Regions from separate parts of the Homo sapiens genome. Here region 2 is linked to region 1. A link is a contact called in ENCODE Hi-C data. All regions are on one chromosome and are shown on one strand. Each heading gives the region's core, a stretch centred on a gene start or an enhancer-like site at or near the end of the contact. The rest is flanking DNA. Distances are from core to core; before and after follow the strand shown. Region 1 has its middle 81 kb from the start of LINC02644. Region 2 overlaps LINC02664 (long intergenic non-protein coding RNA 2664).

The links. A loop is a pair of places that touch in the nucleus more often than their neighbours do.
Region 2: a loop to region 1 is called in a map of HepG2, with 10 times the contacts of the local background. The contact joins two enhancer-like sites. A Hi-C loop is called at or near these places in 2 of 168 maps with a recorded cell type or tissue (HepG2 and chondrocyte).

The regions. Positions count from the first base shown.
Region 1 is chr10:30,802,792-30,805,491 of GRCh38, reverse strand. No RefSeq gene overlaps it. Among named protein-coding and RNA genes, the nearest start is that of LINC02644, 81 kb to the right of the region's middle. Within about 2 kb of position 1,396, at least 12 of the 41 ENCODE cell types and tissues checked have a DNase peak (open chromatin) inside an H3K27ac peak, as active enhancers do.
Region 2 is chr10:31,203,059-31,205,758 of GRCh38, reverse strand. The region is part of intron 1 of LINC02664 (long intergenic non-protein coding RNA 2664); the gene reads right to left. Among named protein-coding and RNA genes, the nearest start is that of LINC02664, 17 kb to the right of the region's middle. Within about 2 kb of position 1,441, at least 3 of the 41 ENCODE cell types and tissues checked have a DNase peak (open chromatin) inside an H3K27ac peak, as active enhancers do.

The DNA of each region.
Region 1 (2,700 bases), core at 147-2,646:
TTGTTTTGTTGCCCAGGCTGGTCTCCAACTCATGGCCTTAAGCAATCCTCCTACCTCAGCCTCCCAGAGTGCTGGGATCACAGACGCAAGCTACCGTGCCTGGCTCAAAAATGCCTTTTCCTGTCAGTCTTAGGTCAGTCGCACGCTGAGGGCTTGGTATGGGGGACTGGATGAATCTGGAAAATGTTGGTGTTGTGAAGTCTGCACCAAGCGCCGGGGCCCTGTAGAAAGCTCACCTTGATCCACTAGGGCCACACTCTGCTCCATGCCAACCACCCCAGCAGTGACAATGCAGGCCATGGGCTCAGCTGTCCAGCAGATACCGGGTGGACCCAGGGCAGCCTTCAGGACCCCTGGAATGACTTGTGCCGACGTGGGACATGGAGATGAGCAGGAAGCCCCAACATGCAACTGTTCTGATTTATAGTTCCAAGACTTTAATAACGCAGCTCTTTGACACAAAACATAGTAATGGCTACTTGGATCTGTTTCAATGTATCATGTCACCCTTTGCTTTGGAGATGTTACAAAGCTGTTATGGACACCATCCAGGGTCTGGTTTTACAAGTGTGTTGCTTAGAAGTGCAACTGTGTGTTGGCTCGGCTGATGTTCAAATCTTTGGAGGAGTTTAGTGGGGAGGAAGATTAAAGTGACTATAAAACCACAATCTATGTACAAAATGTATCATGGATTTTAATTTGAGAGCTGTTCTTTTTTTTTTTTTTTCCTCTTGCCTCATACAGCTTGAGGCAATGGTTTCTAGAAGAGTCTTTTGTTTGCATTTAAAGCTGCTCTGGAGAAACACTGTTTTCAACGTTTCTGTGGGTCATAAAACGGTTGGTCTGAGTCCTGGCTGGGTACCCTGGGTGACGCAGGCGTGGGTTGAGGACTGGAGAGCACATGTCCTTTGTGGAGGAGTCCTCACCACAGACAGGAGGCTGCCTGCTGGAGACAGGGCCCTGCCGGGGGTGGCCCAGAGGCTGCCAATCATGGAGCTCCAGCACCTCATATGTGCTGGGTGCATCTCCTTCCCTGGCTTCAAGTTAAAGAAATTTGGGTCCTAGGGTTTTGTTTTGTTTTGTTTCATCCTAAAACGTGAACCTTCCAGTGTGGCCTTTAGACATGAATTTCGTAAATGATTCTGACCTTCTGGGTCTCCAGTTGCTTCGAAGGGAGTTTGGAGCATGGAGGACAGTATCGGGAGGCCACAAGGGCAGGAGTGTCAGTTTCCTGTTGATGATGCCAACACATCATGCCTCTGCACGTCCCGTCCTCTTCCTGTTCTGTGGGAGGTGAGATTCCCATATGTGATGTATTGCTGTTGCATATCAGGCTGGGCGATGGGTCTTGCTTCACAGGCAGAAGGTCAGCTTTCCCAAGCCAGACACTGTCCCTTCCATCTCCTTTTCATGCCCAAATGGTAAGAGGACTCAATACACAATCTGGATTGAATTAAAAGTCCAGGACCCAGCGTTCCTGCCTGAGACATCTGGGCCTGGAGGAGGAATGCAAGCACAGCTGCCAAGTGCCTGGGAGAAGAGTGTGGTCAACACTTGCTGTTTCTGTCTTCATTAGAAAACCCTACACTGGAGGGCAACCTGCAGGCTTCAAAGGCCACATCCCACAGCCTCAGGGGCTGCCCTCCTGCTGCCTCTAACTCAGGTGAGAGGACCTTCAGCACCCATTTCCACCCTCATGGGTTAACCTGGCGATCTAAGCCCCGCGGGACCCTTCAATTCCAGTCCAAGTTCCGATCTCAGCTTGGCTTGGAGTTCAGAGTAAGTTCTGTCCTGAACATGAAAACCACAAAAATCTCCATCCGGAGAGGGTTCAAGAATTTATTTACTCAGGAAATGTCTACTAGACGTTGGAGTATGTTAAAAGACCTCCATGCTGGGCTGAGAGTCAGCTCACCTGAGTCCAGTTCTGCTTCCCACCTGTATTCATTTGCTAGGGCTGTCATGACAAAGCACCAGAGACCAGGATGTTAACCAACAGAAATTGATCGTCTCAGCATTCTGGAGTCCAGAAGTCCAAGATCAAGGTGTTGCATGGTGGGTTCCTCCTGAGAGCCATGAGGGACAATCTGTTTCATGCCACTGTCCTAGATTCTGGTACTTTGCTGGCAATCTTTGGTATTCCTTGGCTTGTAGAAGCATCAACCCAACCTCTGGCTTCGTGATCACATGTTCCCCCTGCAAGCATGTCTGTGTCTGTGTCCAAACTCTCCCTTCTTGTAAGAATACCAGTCATATTCAGCCAGTCAGTTGGATTCGGGCCTGTCCTAATGACCTCACCTTAATTAATTACATCCAACAGTGACCCTATTTCCAAATAAGGTCATGTTCTGAAGCACTGGAGGTTAGGACTTCAACACATGAACTTGGGGGATGCAATTACTTAACACCACCTTATCTCTGAGACCTTGGACGAGTGGGTGAATATTTCTTTTCTCCACCTGTGACATTTTTGATCTTTAAGATTCTTTTCTAGTTCTTAAGCACAGTCACTTTTAAAGTCTTTAGAGTATGATGGTCTATTTTTTTTTTTTTGAGACAGAGTCTCGCTCTGTTGCCCAGGCCGGAGTGCAGTGGCACGATCTCGGCTCACTGCAAGCTCCGCCTCCCAGGTTCACGCCATTCTCCTGCCTTGGCCTCCCAAATAGCTGGGACTACAGGTGCCCGCCACCACGCCCAGCT
Region 2 (2,700 bases), core at 192-2,691, 400 kb before region 1:
TTCCATCATATATATATATCAGAGTTTCTTTATCCACTCATTGACTGATGGGCATTTGGGTTGGTTCCACGATTTTGCTATTGTGAATTGTGCTGCTATAAACACGCGTGTGCAAGTATCTTTTTCAAATAATGACTTCTTTCATACGACTCAATTTTAAAGGCTGCATTTACAGTTGACATTTTCTTCAGTCATAATTCAAATTTTTCCTCTTCAGCTGTGAGCAAAGGGAAGCATTTGGGCACCACTGCCAACCTATAAGGTCCGAGGAACTCAACTCAAACACTGAGTCATGCATTTCATGGGGAGCATGGGGTGTTTCTCTACATAGACTACACAGAATCCAGGAGTGCCATCTCTCAGAGCCAGACCTGCTTCCCAGGACTCCTTCCTACCTCCCTCGGGAATCGCTCAGAGCGATTTCCTTTTCATATACTTTGGACGTTTTGTCCTGCCCCCAAATCACATGTTGAAATGTGACCTCCAGTTTTGGAGATGAGGCCTAGTGGGAGGTGTTTGGGTTATGGGGGCGGATCCCTCATGAATGGCTTGGTGCCCTCCCCATGGTAATGAGTTAGTTCACGCAGGAGCTAGTTGATTAAAAGCACATAGCATCTCTCTTGCTCCTTCTCTTACCAGGTGATGTACCTGCTCCCCCTTCACCTTCTGCCATAATTGGAAGCTTCCTGAGGCCCTCACCAGAAGCAGATGCCGGCACCATGCTTCTTGTACAGTCTGCAGAACTGTGAGCCAAATAAACCTCTTTTTAAAAATAAACTACCCAGTCTCAAGTATTCCTTTATAGCAATGCAGAAAAGACTAACACACCTTTCTTGGGAGAAGAGGACAGAAACATGAATGCCTTTCATGGACCATGAACCATGTGAGATGCTTTCCAAGTCATTGTCTTACTGTTCATAGAATTGTCTCACTAAATCCTCAGAAGTCTTTTAACCTGGGAGTTAATTATTCCCATTCTACAGACTCAGAAAAGTTAAGCAACTTATCCAAGGTCAAGCAGCTAAGAAGTGGAACCAGGCCCTTTTGGATAACATTTTCATCACACTTGTGGCCTTCTTAAATCTCTATCCCCCAAAATAATTTTGGCATACACACCTGCTCTCTGCCATTTGCCAAACACAAGGTAGGTGCTTAATTATGGCTTTGTTAGTGAATGAATAAATGAATGAATTATATATTTTTTAGTTAACACTCACTTTGCCATAAACTTCTCTGAATTCCCATATCAGGCCATTCAGCTACTCTCCAGTTGTTAGCAACTCTCCCAGATAGTTATCTAGACTGTACAATTCCTTTTGTGCAGGGTTCCAACAAACTTAGACTTTAAGTTTTCCTTTTCCACCCCCGCCTCTCAGTTGAATCTTTTGGGTTAATGCGCTTGGCTCCCACTGATCAAGTCAAAGCTGACAGGATTGCAGACCTGGCGAACCTCCAAATCTCCAGTTCCAGAAATAGATTATGAAATAAGCAAGGGTGTAAGACAGTTATAATCCTGATGCTATTAATACCCAATGAATGGAATTCTTAACACCCGCCATTGTTGGTCAACTATCATGCAGCATCATTCCTGCACTTTAGAATTACAGAAACATTGAAAATAACTTATCCACCATTTAAGATCCCTTGAATTGCTCATAAACACATTGTCTAAGCCCTGGCAAACCTCAGTTTCCCACTATTACGTGTGCTGTATCTACTCTTTCATTCTGAGGGATGGATATAAGTAGTGCAGTGTTTGCTCTGTTCAAGATTCCATAGTTCTGCACCACAAAGTGTTCTCTAAGTCCAGCGTTTCCAAAAACATATGTTTCTACAGAAATTTTTCCTTTACCTCAAAATAAGAGAAAGGGAAAAAATTCTTTCTGCTCATGGCCCAGATTAACCATGAATTGCTAACATTTCCTTGTGAGAGGATGGGAACATGGAATAGTTAAAACTGAAAATAGCTACAATAACCCAGCTATAAATGTATCCTACACTCTTGGGTTTTTGAGGCTTAAAGAAGTTAAAAATGAAAGAGAAAAATTTAACTGGATTAATTTTTCTAGGAGTATGTATTTCCGCACATCCATTAGTAAATATAAGAATGGTATTAGGGTATCCCAATCATTATACAATGTTTATTGGACAGACGTGATTTTCAAATGGTGTTTTAGAATTGAGCTTCTCGCTTTCACCATGGAGAACACAGTGCTTCTTTACCCTGGTAAGCTTCTCCTGAAAAAAGGCAATGTTTTTCACATATATCCAAGAAAACTTTCACTGACAACATCAATAATTAACTTCTATTCCTTATTTTTATCCCCTGAGAAGGGTACATTTAAGGGAAGATTGTCAAAAGACAAAAAGGAAATCTAGGTAGTGGTGACATCACAGGACTCTAGGACTTCCCTAGAGAAGATGCCTCTTGAGGTTTGAAACACATTAGGTAGACTAACTCCCAAGATCAAACTTATCAATATTTGATAAGTGCTGAAGCTGACACACACAAAGCTAGGAGAAGCTCATCTTGCCTTCCTGGCTGCAAAACAATGACAGCAAAGATCTACAGTCAAGCTATGATCCATTTGAGTGTGTGTTCAACTTTACTTAAATTCATTCATTCATTTATTTTTTCTTTTATTGATTCAACAAACTTATTAAATGCTACACAGGGCACTTTCCTAGGTGCTGGAGGTA